2 separate regions of the Homo sapiens genome follow, and region 1 is linked to region 2. Evidence: read pairs that join two places in POLR2A ChIA-PET (ENCODE). Cell type or tissue: OCI-LY7. All regions are shown on one strand.

Region 1 (8,000 bases), 370 kb before region 2:
ACCAAAATTTATTTAACCAAGTCCCTATTACAGGACACATAGTTGTTCACTATTCTCAATACTTCCATGAGCACAGTAATATCATTATAACCTTGTCCAATTATCTTCATAGGATAAATTTTCTAGAAGGAAACCAACTGCTCTACAGAAATGGACCCTCCCATCAACCTTGTACAGAGGGCCTGTTTCCTTCTACCTTAATCAGCGTCAAGTATTAAGTTTCTAAGATCACTGCAGGTCTCCAAAGTGATAGCTTGTTATTATCATTTGCAAGTCTGCTTACTAGTGATGATGGATATGTTTTCATATAAGTTGATCATTTATTTGGGTAAGTTACTAACATTCTGTGCTTCTGTCTACGTATCTGTTAAACAGAAAAATAACTGAACTTACATCTAGAACTGTTTTGATGACTAAATAAGTTAATACATGTGAAATGCTTCTAATAATATGTAGAAGATAAAAGTATTCCAAAAAAAATGTTAGCTGTTACTGTTATTCATACTTTTTTTTTTTTTTTTTTTTAAGACACGGAGTATCACTCTGTCGCCCAGGCTGGAGTGCAGTGGCGCAATCTCGGCTCACTGCAACCTCCGCCTCCTGGGTTCTAGCAATTCTCCAGCCTCAGCCTCCCGAGTAGCTGGGATTACAGGCGCCCGCCAACATGCCTGGCTAATTTTTTGTATTTTAGTAGAGACGGGGTTTCACTGTGTTGCCCAGGCTGGTCTCGAACTCCTGAGCTTAGGCAATCCACCCTGCCTCAGCCTCCCAAAGTTCTAGGATTACAGGTGTGAGTCATCGTGCCTGGCCTATTTATACTTTTTTTTAACATATTTCTGATATGGGGAGTAAATCTTCCTTTGGGAACAACAGAGTTCCCATAGATGGTTACTTTTTGGGAATAGCACAGATGAAATAATTATCACTGGGTAACAAAGAACTACTGTATAAGCCCATGTGTACTTCTAGAAGGGGACCATCCTCCCTTCATTTAGTTAAAATGTCTACTAGACCAAGGCTATTTTTCTTTAATATGAATTAAGAAACTGCACCTGTTAATAAAAAAATTAACTATATTCTTTGATTTACTTGCTTTTTAATAAAGTAATTATGGTTTTCCCAGAATTTTTAAACAAAATTATACAACCAAAAAAATCCCCAAAAGAGGTTATTGGTTAAATAAATCACCATACATATAATATGTAGACTCTCATGCATCAAATAAAAACAATGATATTTTATGTCTACATAAAACATGGAATAATGCTCAGAGGAAATAAAGGTAAAAACACATGCAAATTATGATTCTAATTTTGTTTTAAAACATACATATATCTGAAACAATATACACCAAAATGTTAAAAGTATTTAGCACTGGGTGGTGGGATTAAAGGCAATTTAAATTTTCTTATTTTTCTTAAGTGTATTTTCCTTAATTTCTACAGAGAACACTTTATTTTTGAAATGAAACATCTTAAGTATTTGTACAGGTAGGATTCCAATGTAGTCTGCAGTTTCCTGGACAACGCAGAACTGTCTAGCAAGACAGAGCCCTCTTGGACAACAAGGTTCTCCTAATATGATTTAAACAGATTTGAGGGGGTGGCATCACATAAGGGTTCCTTGAGCTCTGAACCTGGGATTCCTGCCTCTTCATCTTCCCAGAGTGGGCAAAGCCGAGTTGATTTTGTCTGTCCCCTGCTTACCACCCGTCAGTGATGTACAACGCTTTCAAAACAATGCTCCAAATGTATGGTCCCTGCTGTCCTCCAGACCAACCTCTGCCACACACCTGCAACCTCCTATGATTCTCAGAATTGCCTCTGAGATGCCCTCTCTACACTCGCCTCAAGCTCACCTCCTCCAGGGGGTCTTCATTGTACCTTCTGTGCCCACACCTGTCACAGCATTCCACACACTGCACTACACCTGTCAGCCCACTTCTGCCCCTGTTCTTGACTGTGAGCAGGCTGGATGAGATATAAAGAACGGTGCAATTGGCAGACAAGGGAAGACAGAACTTTTTTCAGGACATTTTTTTTTTTTTAAAAAAAAACAGCTTTATTCAGGTATAACTGATATACAATGTGCATATTACACAATTTGGCAAGTTTTGACCTATGTATATACCTGTGAAACCATCATTGCCATCAACAAAATGAGCATACCCATCACTCCTAAGTTTCCCATGCCTCTTTGGAGTCCATGCCTCCTGGCCCATCCTCACTTACCCTTATTCTCCACCTCCAGACGACCATGGATCTGCTTTCTGTCGCTAGAGATTAGTTTGTAATTTCTATATAAATGGAATCATACAGTTAGAACTCTTTTTTTGTCTGGCTGCTTACCCAGTATAATTATTCTCAGATTCACTGATGTTGCTACATATACCAATAGTTTGTTTTTACTGCTGAATAGTATACCATTAAATGGCTACAACAGTTTGTTTATCCATTCACCCATGATGGACATGTAGGTTGTTTCCAGTTTGGGGTTACTACAAATAAAGCTGCTATAAACATTTGTGTATTTTTTTTGTACGAATATGTGTTTTCATTTCATTCCTAGGTATCTCTAGTTAAATACCTCGGAATTGAATGTCTGGGTAATATCACAGGTCATACTGTAATTTGTTAAAAAAACTGCAAGTTGTTTAAAACAATGAGCAGACAAGGACTCAAATGCACCAGAGGAATATCCTCTTAAAAGATAAGTCCTTTTTAAAAGGGATGATGAGTCACTTTATAATGTGAATAATCATCCTCTGTAATTTTTAAAATATTCACATTTTAAATTTCTCAAGTAAGTCATGTCTGTATTAATTACAATTATGTAAAAACTTGCACTCTGTCTGCTGTCCAATTCCTACACCGTACCTCATTCTTTTCAGGATTTGGGTAGCACCATTAATTGCATTTTTCTCTGTACTCTCTACAGTGGCATTTATGAGAAAGAGCATGACACTGTGATTATCTTCAAGTGTTGAAGGAGGACCCTTTCTTTGCATGTGTTCCAAGTAAAGAGAGTAACCCACTCACGTGACTTTGGGGAAGTTATATTAACTTCTGTTGTCTTTGATAGACACCCTATCATCACTCACATTTGAATGTAAGGTATCAGGGGTCTCCAGTTTAAGAGGCTATTAAGTAATACAACATGGGCTACACAAAGAAAAGCAATTTCACCTGCAAATATCTATGTTGGCACTTAGTCTTGGACCCTCTTCTTCAATTTTAACCTAAATTCAGAACACATAAAAATAAGGCCAGGTGTGGTGGCTCATGCCTGTAATCCCAACACTTTGGGAGGCCAAGGCAGGTGGATAACTTGAGGCAAGGAGTTCAAGACTAGCCGGGCCAACATGTCAAAACCTTGTCTCTACTAAAAATACAAAAATTAGCCAGGCGTGGTGATACACACCTGTAGTCCCAGTTACTCTGCTGAGGCACAAGAATCACTTGAATCTGGGAGGGGGAGGTTGCAGTGAGCTGAGATCACGCCACTGCACTCCAGTCTGCGTGACAAGAGTTAGACTGTCTCCCCCAACCCCCCAAAAAAGAAAACACAAAACACACAATTTATAGAATATATATGTAAGAGCAACCCAGAACACAGAAGGAAATTATAAGAAAACTAGAAACATCAAGATATGCTCCTTAGGCCGGGTGCGGTGGTTCATGCCTGTAATTCCAACACTTTGGGAGGCTGAGGTGGGAGGATTACTGAAGCCCAGGAGTTTGAGACCAGCCTGGGCAACATGGCGAAACCCCATCTCTACAAAACATGCAAAAATCAGCCAGGCATGGTGGTGTGTGCCTGTGGTCCCAGATACGCAGCAGGCTGAGGTGGGAGAATCCCTTGAACCCAGGAAGCGGAGGTTGCAGTGAGCTCTGATTGTGCCACTGCACTTCAGTCTGGGCAATAGAGTGAGACCCTGTCTCAAAAAAAAAAAAAAAAAAAAAAGATATGTTATTTAGTTCTATCTAAACTTTAAAAAAGGATTAGATTTTCTGATGGACACTGTATTCAATATTCTGCAGACATATTAAACTGCACAACAATTTTCTAAACACAGTTTTTAAAGGATCTGAGTGTAATAGCATAACAGAGCTAAACAGAGTCTGATAGCTTTTATTATTTCTATTAACTTTTCTGCTCTAGTTTATACAAGCCAATAAATCTCATTCTATTCCACATGAAAGGAAATCCACTCAGTAGTCAATTACATTTCTACATCAGGCTGGGGGTATCTTTGCTTGAGACATAAGAGACGTGTCCATGTGTCCTCAGCATGAAGACTGCTGTAACTTACATAAATGTTCCAGAAGCAAACCTTTTCAGTAAAAACCAAACCCCATATAAAATGTTACTAGCTTGCCTAAGTTCGAAGGCATCTACCACAGCAGTCAGTCAGTTGGTGCAAAGGGCAGTAGGTCCACCACCTGCAGTGAGGTCACAGGAATGACACAGCCTTTGAAAAAGGTGTTAAGTAAAACTCCTCAGACCCAGCAAATCCACTTTCAGGGATCTAGGGGAAAAGGCAACTTCAGATAAAAATATGAATGCAGTGATGCTCATCACTGTGCTTTTCTATAGTAGCAAAAAAAAAAAAAAACAAAAAAACAACTGCAGACAAACTAAATGTCCAGTAATAGGGCACACCTACTTTAGAAATAGGGTACACCTACTTTATACAGCCATAAAAAGTGTTTTCAAAACAATTTTTTAGCATGAATACAACCCATAAAAACAAAGGGTATAAAAATGTGAGTGTATATGTGAGCGCAAACCGTAAACTGGACCAGAATTATAGCATGGCTTAGCTCTAGGATTACAGGAATATTCTTTAATGTATTACTCTCATATTCAGAAGTTATTTTTTAAATTATGGTATATCCTAAAAATAATTATCTTGAGGTCTCTTGTTAAAAGCTCTTAAAATACCACATTATTTCTCTGGAAACATCTAAAGAACAAAATTTGTTTACCAGCCATGCTGCCTATTTCTTTAAGGGCCTATTTGCAAAGCCTAATAGAAAAATTTGGATTTAAAAAAGAGAGAAACAAACTGGGTGCAGTGGCTCATGACTGTAATCCCAGCACTTTGGGAGGCAAGGTGGAGGACTGCCTGAGCCTAGAAGTTCAAGACCAGCCTGGGCAACACGGCGAGACCTCGTCTCTACCAAAAAATAAAAAGAAAAGAAAAGTTAGCTAGGTATGGCAGCATGCATCTGTGGTCCCAGCCACACCAAGAGGCTGAGGCAGAAGGACTGCTTGAGCCAAGGAGGTTGAGACTGCAGTGAAGTGTGTTTGCACCACTGCACTCCAGCCTGGGTGACAGCCTTGTCTCCAAAAAAAAAAGAGAGAGAAATTAGAAGTAAATTACTTAAAAATGATTACTTGAACCACAGAATTTAAATGTTTATGATTACAAAGCATTTAAGATATGATATTCAAAAGTTTACTTTAAATGGCAGCTCTTCAGGAACATATTTACTCCAAGAAGTTATTCTTACATAAGATGACCAAGAATTTCTGATCAGTCCTTCATCAAGAATGTCAACCACAACAGCTCAAATCCTATTATCTAGTTGGTAATGAAATTTTTTTCTACCTAAGTGTAGAATGGTCGAAAGAGAAAATGTGACCTTCAATCCTTGAGTATGGTTTTGGAGACTTTTCACAATCTATTACTATGTGAAAAAGAAGGTAAATCCTCACAGTGACAGGCTATGATGCCAGGGGAATCTTCCTGTCGGTTAAGTTTATTAACAGTTTTTCTGGACCCCAAAATTTACAAAGTCTAACCTTGACCTTAGTAAGGTCCCTTAGAGTTTCTTAACCAAATTATTGCCACAACTTCCTGACTGGTTTCCCTGCTCTGAATTTTGCCCAACTGAAATCCATCCTCTTCCATGCCAGAGCTCAAACGAGCTTTGAAGAACACACAAGCTTGACTAAAATGTTTCACCACCCTCCTCACTTGTCTTTTGGGTAAAACCTCCTCTCAAGGCATGCAAGAGTTTTTGCCTGGCCTCAGCTCCCTTCACTCTTCAACACAGCCCTCTTTATTCCAGCCACAGCAGAAGAGGTCCTCAAAACACACTGTTTTCTCTCTCCCTGGCTTTCTGCCTGCTGTTCCCCTGCGTGGGACTCTCCCACACCTTAATCTTTCCAACTAACACTAATCATTTTTCAAGAGTCACCTCCAGCCTCATCCTTCTTCACTAAGCTGTCCCCATCCCTCCCATCTGGCATCTACCTGAATAAGATGCCTATTGACCAGACTGAAGCCCAAGCCCATCTTTGCTACTAAGGTGGTTATCCAACTTAATACAATAAAGCATGTCCGCTACTAAGGGGAAATTCAGGAACAGCAGATTAATAAGATAGCCAATTACTTCAAAGTGCTTATTCCCAATCAGAAATTTCTGGAGAATCACATCACCATTTTCAGTGATTTCAAGATTGTTCAAATTTCCTAGTAAATATTTTCCTATTTTGTGGACCCCATCTGAATTAAAGTGCCACCAGAGGGGATCCCTTAAATACTTTCTGAATTTAGAAATCTGTTTATAAAATCTTCATAAACAGGCCAGGCACTGTGGCTCTTGCCTGTACTCCTAGCACTTTGGGAGGTCGAAGCGAGCGGATCACCTGAGGTCAGGAGTTCAAGACCAGCCTGGCCAACATGGTGAAACCCTGTCTCTACTAAAAATACAAAAGTTAGCAGGGCATGGTGGCACGCAGCTGTAATCCCAGCTACTCAGGAGGCTGAAAGAAGAGAATCGCTTGAACCTGGGAGGCGGAGGTTGCAGTGAGCTGAGATTGCACTCCAGCCTGGGTGACAAGTGCAACTCCGCCTCACAAAAAAAAAAAAAAAAATTCATAAACTTGTTTTCCATTCTCTGTCATCACTCCAGCAAAACTGCACAGATTTTTGGGGTGTTCTGTGAGACCAGCAAGAATGGTTAATGCCGAGGTTCTCTCATGTTCTTATAGAAACACAGCTAGAATTACAAACATTTTAGGCTCATAGGTCTTCTCGTTGATCCAGAAAAATCCAACTGATAAAAACCACATTAGGAAGATTATATCAAAGTAAAGGACATCTTCTATAAATAACCTACATTCTCAGGAGTGTTTTCCAAAACATTCCCAATTAGAGATTGCTAAATGTATGCACGCTCTTTGTAAAAGCTCTTAATCATCTGCAACTGTCATCAGCTCTCAAATCAGAATTGTGATTTTTGGGTTTTTTTTGAGACAGGGTGCCCTCTCTCTGTCAGCCTGGCTGGAGTGCAGTGGCACGATCTCAGCTCACTGCAACCTCCACCTCCCAGGTTCAAGTGATTCTCATGCCTCAGCCTTCCAAGAACAGAGATTACAGATGCACACCACCACGCCTGGCTAATTTTTGTATTTTTAGTAAGACGGGGTTTCACCATGTTGGCCAGGCTGGTCTCAAACTCCTGGCCTTAAGTGATCCACCCACTTCAGCCTCCCAAAGTGCTGGGATTACAGGTGTGAGCCACCACATCCGGCTTAGAATTATGATTCTAAAAATCAGCAACTTGCAACTGCATATTGCCATATTTTTTCAAGGTACTTTCAGTTATACCATTTACTATTTTTTTTTTTTTTGAGACAGGGTCTCACTCTGTTGCCCAGGTTGGAGCACAGTGGCATGATCATGGCTCACTATAGCCTCAACTTCCTGGGCTCAAGTGATCCTCCTGCCTCTACCTCCTGAGTAGGTGGGACTGTAGGCACACACCACCATGCCTGGTTTTTTTTTTTTTTTTTTTTTTTTAAATACAGACCAGGTTTTGCCTAGGCTAGTCTTGAACTCCTGAGCTCAAGTGATCCTTCCACCTCAGCCTCCCCAAGTGCTGGGATTACAGGCATGAGCTACCATGTCTGGCCAATTACAGCATTTTATTTGGTCCCATTTTTGTCATTCATTTCTTAATGTCAAATCCCAGCATTAAAAGTTATTT
Region 2 (8,000 bases):
TGTTTTTAAATGTTTCTCAAATAAATCTCCTTTTTATTTTTATTTATTTATTTTTTTTGAGTCGGAGTCTCTCTCTGTCGCCCAGGCTGGAGTGCAGTGGTGCAATCTCCGCTCACTGCAACCTCCTTCTCCCAGGTTCAAGCAATTCTTCCGCCTCAACCTCCCGAGTAGCTGGGATTATAGGCGTGCACCACCATGCCCAGCTAATTTTTGTATTTTTAGTAGAAACCAGGTTTCTCCATGTTGGTCAGGCTGGTCTTGAATGCCTGACCTCAAGTGATTGCCCACCTCGGCCCCCCAAAGTGCTGGGATTACAGGCGTGAGCCACTGTGCCCAGCCTGAATCCCCTTTTTAATATGTTTAAAAACTAGTTTTGTTTTTGTTTTTTGAGACATAGTCTCGTTCTTGTTCCCCAGGCTGGAGTGCAATGGCACGATCTCGGCTCACTGCAACCTCCACCTCCCAGGTTCAAGCAATTCTCCTGCCTCAGCCTCCTGAGTAGCTGGGATTACAGGCGCCTGCCACCATCTCCAGCTAAGTTTTGTATTTTTAGTAGAGACAGGGTTTCACCATGTTGGCCAGGCTGGTCTCAAACTCCTGACCTCTGGTTATCTGCTCGCCTCGGCCTCCCAAAGTGCTGGGATTACAGGTATGAACCACCGTGCCTGGCCAAAAATTAGTATTTTAAATACTCTTTGAATGATTTTTTCCAGATTATATTTTTGGGATTTTTGATCTTTCAGAACTGTGATTTGGGGGATTTTAGACTTTAAGGATTTTGATGTTTTGGAATTTCAACATGCAAGATTATGGCGTTTGGAATTGTATCTTTCAGGATTATGGCCCAAACACACATAGTATATACATAACAAAAGACATAAAAACCACAAGACTTTAAAAATAAATGGTCAAATTGGTTGTTTTATAGAATATACAGGATTTGGGGTTGGAAACTGGAGCAGGATATGGTAGCTGTTGCTTTTTATCACCAGCTTTTCTATACTGTTTTGAGTTTTTTTTTTTAAATCCATGTGCATATGTTAATTTGGTTTAAATTTTCAAAGTTTTAAATTTAAAAGCATTTGGGGCAGGGCATGGTGGCTCATGCCTGTAATCCCAGCACTTTGGGAAGACAAGGCAGATGAATTGCTTGAGTCCAGAGTTCAAGACCAGCCTGGGCAACATGGTGAAACCCCATCTCTACAAAAAATATGAATACAAAACGTAGCTGGGCATGACAGTACATGCCTCTAGTTAGCACATGCGTCTTAGATAGCACATGATAGCACTTGCCTCTAGTCCCAGCTATTAGGGAGGATAGAGTGGGGGAGGATCAATTGAGCCTGTGAGGTCGAGATTGCAGTGAGCTGTGATCACACTGCTGCACTCTAGCCTGGGTGACAGAGCAAGACTCTGTTTCAAACAAATAAAAAAACAAATAAAAGCATTTTTAACTATGAATGGTAACAATACACACATGCATTTATTAAATCTTAAAACAGTAAGTTTGAGGCACAATTTTTGGTTAAATTCATACTTCTTGACAAACTGGGTGGATAATAAAAGTGTCACCCATTGCTTAAGGCAGTAATAGATGGAAATAAACAAGGCTGAAATAAATCATATAGAAAAGATTCAATATGGGCTGGGCGTGGTGGCTCACACCTGTAATCCCAGCACTTTGGGAGGCCGAGGAGGGTGGATCACCTGAGATCGGGAGTTCAAGACCAGCCTGACCAACATGGAGAAACCCCGTCTCTACTAAAAATACAAAAAATTAGCCAGGCGTGGTGGCACATGCCTATAATCCCAGCTACACAGGAGGCTGAGGCAGGATAATCACTTGAACCTGGTAGGCGGAGGTTGCGGTGAGCCCACATCGCGCCATTGCACTCCAGCCTGGGCAACAAGAATGAAACTCTGTCTCAAAAAAAAAAAAAAAGATTCAATATGAACTTAATAGAAATTTAGGTTGTTTTTGGTTACGGAGCCAGTGTTTTGAAGGAGAGGTTATGGACACAAGATCACAATCTTTTTGTAATGTGTCCTTTTGTGTCACTACTTGGGAAAAAAACATCAAATGTAATAATTGTTTAGAAGTGTATTTAATATATGAACGACTGTGACAGGCACAGCTAGTTGCATACCCCAAATCCATTCTCCCATTCTTCCCTTCTAACAGAACTCTGATTTTACTTGGGGCAGCAATGTGCCAGTTGATGTTTCCCAGACTTCCTTATAGTGGGGATGGCCAATGAAATGTAAGCCGTATCACTGGTTGGGACTTTCAAGACAGCTCTTCAACAGGGGCTGACTTGGCTGGGAGTTAGTGGTTTCTCCATGTCGGGGTATTGCACTGGTACCCTTTTTTCTCCTAATCATGGTATGAATATTATGATTGGAGCTAAGCAGCAATCTTGAAATCTTGAGGGAGAGGCCAAGGACATCAGAGACTTTGTCCCTGACTTCCCTGAGGCACTTTAACATGCCAGGGGATGGAGGAAGAAGTGGGGAATGGGGGAATGAGGTGGGGAATGGGAAGCAGCTGGTAAAGGGAAGGAGGGGTGATGGAAATGTTCTGGAATTAATGGTAATGCTGCAAAACATTGTGAATATACTAAAAACTACTGTATATTTAGTGTTATGTAAATTATATCTCAATTTTGTTAATGCCACACACACAAAAAAAGGAAAGCAGAAAACAGGACTATGATGTAGTCCTTCCTACCTCTATTTGTAGAACAAGGGCAGTCATTCTCCAATTTTGCTTACCGTACAACCTCCCTGACTTTTTCCTATCACTCCATACCAAAACAACTGCAGTGAAGATCCTCTTGAAGTACGGCAAGTAGAACTAAATGACTGAGCTCTCTCTAGATTTTATAACTTATTTCTGCAGGAGAAAGCATCTTTCTCTCTAGCGGAAATTCCTTCTGTGAGGAGGCGTATCATTAGTGTGTCATTCCTGGCTACTTTCTACCCTGCCCTTGTCACAGGGACATGCAGTGACTCATCTACTGGGTAAATTTAGAAGGAGAAACATGCACAGCCCAGGCATGTCCTCTTCTTCCTCCCGCTGGGAGCAAGTTACCCACAGGGATCATACTTCTGGCTCTACCCTAGAGTAGCCTCCCTGTGCCTGAAGTTTGGGGTGGCCACTGTTTAATTCTGTAGTACAGGTCATTATAAAGTCCACTTACCTGCAGATAGACATCACATTCCTAAAACTCCGCTTTACTCTTTGTCTTGACAGTAACTCACACAATGAAGATAGGTGTTATTTGTTGGGCCCCTCAAACTACAACTCTTATTTTAAAGCCTTGGGAGGAAGGTGAGCCAAGGAGTCTCAAGACTTCTAGCCCATTAACTCTGCAAGGCACTGAACCATGCAGGAATCAACTGCTCAAAGTTTCATAAGCCACCAGGAATTTTCCCAGAATCTTTCTGAGAGTCCTGATTCCTAGTATGAAGCATACTGCACAACAGATAGATATCTATATAGAAAGAAAAGGTAGATGTGGAGACATTTTTCTGCACTTTATCAGTGTTGGCTGGAACACAGCCCTCTTGGGACAGGGCTTCTGTAGGAGATTTATCTATGGGCTTTCGTGGCCTCCCCATACTTTTTCCACCTCACTTGCTGAAGAGAAGGAAAGCTGATATGACACATGCAGGTTTTTTACAGACACTCTGCTCTGGAAACTGGGGCAGACATCAGCCCTTTTGGTGATAAAAGACTCCAGCACGATATGCTGCTCAGTCAAGGTCCAGTCCACTACAACTGTACCTCACTTTGTGGAAAGAGGTGTCAGTGAGAAACCCTGAGAGGAATGTTTGCAAAGTAAATCATACTTTGAATTGACAAACACACACTGATATTTAAAGAAACCTGTGATGAGTTTTAAATGTCAACACCTTTTCATGTAAAATCCTATTTTTTATATTGTAACCTACCATTTCATCCTGGGATCTGACTGCATGTGTCAATTTTGAATGCAGGAAGTGATCTATATGCTGCCTTACAAAGCAGCCCTTAATGACTGTAAATATCTTTAATTGTTACAAAGCTTTCCTTATGTGGAATAAAATTCTGCCTTACTTAACCTTTCACCATCAGTCCAGGTTCTGTTCCCTGGAGCCATACACCACGGCATCTTTCAAACAGTTAAAACAGCCATCACACTACAATTTCTTCTCCAAGCCAGATATCCCCAAATACTTCAATTTAATTCAGTTCACTTTTGAAGGACCCACTAGAGGCGTAGCCGTGTAGGGGATATGAAAACAAGCCACCAGCCTGACCTTCAAAATACTGTCATTATTTTCTAGTGAGAGACACATACAAGTGTACACAGATAACTGTAGCTGAAAGCAGAATGATTAAAAGGATAAACACAAAGTATAACTACTATAAATAAAATACTATAAGAACAAAGACAGGAGAGGGAATTAGAGTTAACCATATTTATGTTTCTTGACTTTAATGGTGGTACTTAATATTTTCAACCTCTAAAACACAGCTTTTCCATTTACTTGTCTATGTAAGAAAAATGTGTACTTCTAAATCATGCATTATCTGACAAAGCCATTTAATAATTCATCCCAGTTTTCATTTTAAGCAATATTTAAGAAATATGGTATTCATCTCAGTTATAGCAGTAGGAAACAGACAAATTCCTCGGTAGACAGGGACAGGTCTCCGGTGAAACCAGACCTTCAAGTGAAACCTGAAACCGAGTTGCCAGTTCCAGGTGGAGTCCACAACCAGAGTGAGAACTTCCTCGATGCCTTTTAGCCAACTGAATGGTGCTTTTTCCAGGCCCACCCATGGAACAATTAGCATACACCCCATTCTGAGCCCATAAAAACCCCAGACTCAGCCTTACAGATGGCTATCCACTTTCAGGCCCCCTCTCACACAGAGGGCTACCCACTTCGGGTCCCCTCTCTTTATCGAGAGCTTTTCTGTCAGTCAATAAAATTCTTCTCTGCCTTGTTCACTCTCCAGTGTCCGCGTACCTCATTCCTCTTGGTCATGGGACAAGAGCGAATGGCAGGTGCAAAAAGAGCTGTAACATATGCTCATGCTCGCCGAGCTATAGGAGTGAAAAAACCATTGTGTGCCAACATGCCCCCATTTGCTGAGCTGCAGGCAGCAGGACCCAATGAGTTGTGACACGCTCCCATTCACTGAAGCTGCAGACAGCAGAAATGAACGACAGTGTAACACTTTCTGGAGGCTCAGGCCTCAGGACTCCCCAAGCAAAAGCTGTAACACACCTTGGGGCTCTGTGGTTGCTGGCATCTCCAAGTTATTGGGCACTGCCACATCCCCCTCATCCAGACACCAGCATCCAAGGTAGAAGTTGGTCACGGCACCCCTGGACCAGCTGCGGGCTGACCACAGAGCCAAGGCAAGCGCAGGATCCAGACCAGTAGCACAGCCTGAGCGCAGTCTGCTGGGCCAAGTGGGCAGAGTAAGCCCAGTGGGCCCAAGCAAAGCCTGGGCAGAGGTGCCACTAGCCGTGGAGATTTCTGGCTGGCAAAGTGGCACTGAAAGAATTCTGTGTCATCAGTAGTCAAATAAGCTACTCTTATTCTAAAAAAACTCAGTCAAAAAAAAATTCTAAGCACATGTATACCAACAGATAGTCACAATGCATTTCTAGGAGTGTCATTAGTATTCCCCTGAGAGCTGGTAAAGCATCAAAGCATCTATACACAGCATAATCAATTTCCCTTTCAAATTTTCAGATTATATTATTCTAGATGTAAATATAATTAAACATCTATAGAAACATTATAAACCAGGCCACAGTTACAAACACTCTAAAAGCACAGGGGCTCAGTCCCCAGCTCTCTTAACCCTCTCCCAAAGTCCTTGATGCAAGGGAAGTTGATGGGGAAAAAACGTGGAGCTCCTTGAGAATGTGAAGATTTTTTAAAGTACAGGATGAAAAGAGAGAGAGAAAAAAAAGAGTAACTTTAGAGTGGAGAAACCAGACAAACACTATCACAGCCAGGTGATCAAGGTTAACATCAACAGTGATAAGTCAGATTGACAGTATATACCCTTGATAGGTGTGACAAGAGCAGCACTTCACCTCTGTGGTCTTCCTTCCAATACCCCATTATCCCAGTCTTATCATAACAAAAATATCAGACAAATCCCAATTGGGGAGCATTCTACAAAGTACTTGACCTCAAAGTACTCCTTAAAACTGCCAACGTCATCGACAACAAGGTAAGTCTAACAGAATGTCACAGCCTCAAGGAGCCTGAGGAGGCAAGGGGGCTAAATGTATCTGGATGGGATCCTGGAACCAAAAAAAAGACATTAGGTAAAAACTAAGGAAACCTTGAAAAAAGTAAGGACTTTAGTTCATAATAATGTATCCATATTGGCTTAAACCAGTTGTACGGTCCCTATACTAACAACACATCATTTTTGGTTGGAAAACGTTTTCTGCAATAAACTCAAGCAAGCCAATTTAATTCATTGATCAATTTTCCATACAGGAGGGTTAAAACATTTTCCATTTTTTCCATGTTCACTTTCATGTCATTGAAACAATTTTCACTGGGAATAGTTTCCACTCAAATATTTTAATGATGACTTTATCAATCCGTATTTTGTCCATAATAAATGTTCCCAATTATAGGTTCTTCCATTGCGAATTTACTTTCATAGCCATTATTTCTAACAAGACAGTTTTCACTAAAATTTTATTATTCCATACTTTATTTATTTTATTGTTTCTTTAGAGACAGTCTCACTCTGTTGCCCAGGCTAGTGGCTCATGCTTATAAGGCCAGAACTTTGTGAGGCCGAGGTGGGAGGCTTGCTTGAGGCCAGGAGTTCAAAACCAGCCTAGTCAACATAGTGAGACTCCCTCTCTACCAAGGAAAAATTAAAAAGTTAGCTGGGCATGGTGACTCATGCCTGTAGTCCCAACTACTCAAGAGGAGGCTGAGGCAGGAAGATCATATGAGCCCAGGAGCTCAAGGCTGCAGTGAGCTATGATCTTGCCCGGGTGACATAATGAGACCCTGTTAAAAAAAAAAAAAAAAAAAAAAAAAAAAAAAAGACTACTAAGATTCAAATCCCACTTCTTAACTTGTGTATAACTGGGAAAGAAGTTACTTCCCCACGCCTCAATGTCTCCATCTGTTAAATGAGAAAAACCATTGCAGTTACAGGGATGAGGATTAAATGAGACAATATATGTAAAATGTTGAGTACAGAGCTTGGCACATTCTAAATTGTCAGGGAATGTCAATGTAGATGTATGTAAATATGTGATGGTGAGTTTGTACTACATACTATGCCTTGATCAATAGTGGGCATGTACTCTCTTCCATTTAGCATACTGCAAACTATAGGAATTATTGCCCTAAAGTTGACTTTTTAAACCCCACTATTTATGTATAGTACGTTTCTCTTTTCCATATTTTTACTGCTGGTCCAAATTGATTATATACCGTGTTACCACTATGTGCACAAAAGTGGAATTGTATAGTTAATAGAAATATATAATGTAATAGCAGATAACATCTTATAATGGGAAAGCACAACTTTTAAAGTCAGAGAGATGTAGAATCAAATCCCATTTGTCAACTAAGGGCTTGTCCAAGTTACTGAATCTCTGTGCACCTGTTTTGTCCTTGTTAAAACAGGAATAAGACATGCATCTCACAAAATTGTGATGATTAAGTAAACAACAGTGAAATGCTCAGCACAAAGAACACCCATAATAAATGTCACACATTCACACACACACACAGACTCCTTCACTACTGCCATTTGTCTCTAGTGGACCATTCTGTCAGGTGATCTTTGCCACCACTTTCGTATTTTACATTACGTGTTTTGGTGACTTATTGTGGCAGTTTTCAAAGCAGGATAACATACCGCTGGGTTCACTCAAAGACTTTCTAAAGAGTACAGATCCATGCATAATGTTCAGGGAATCAATTTCCAGATCTTCAACTTCCACATA

The links. Peaks named below come from ENCODE experiments on the same cell type or tissue, not always from the same donor. Only the 100,000 strongest peaks of a DNase experiment are listed, where the experiment ranks them.
Region 1: POLR2A ChIA-PET joins it to region 2 with 5 read pairs; 4 of 35 experiments call an interaction of 5 or more read pairs at or near these places.

The regions. Positions count from the first base shown.
Region 1 is chr2:54,488,965-54,496,964 of GRCh38, reverse strand. The region is part of intron 1 of SPTBN1 (spectrin beta, non-erythrocytic 1); the gene reads right to left. It also overlaps the pseudogene C9orf85P1. Among named protein-coding and RNA genes, the nearest start is that of SPTBN1, 37 kb to the right of the region's middle. In OCI-LY7, no CTCF peak of the experiment used is centred here; a DNase peak (open chromatin) is centred at 3,394; H3K27ac peaks cover 696 bases.
Region 2 is chr2:54,118,139-54,126,138 of GRCh38, reverse strand. The region is part of intron 1 of ACYP2 (acylphosphatase 2); the gene reads right to left. Among named protein-coding and RNA genes, the nearest start is that of ACYP2, 6.5 kb to the right of the region's middle. In OCI-LY7, no CTCF peak of the experiment used is centred here; no DNase peak of the experiment used is centred here.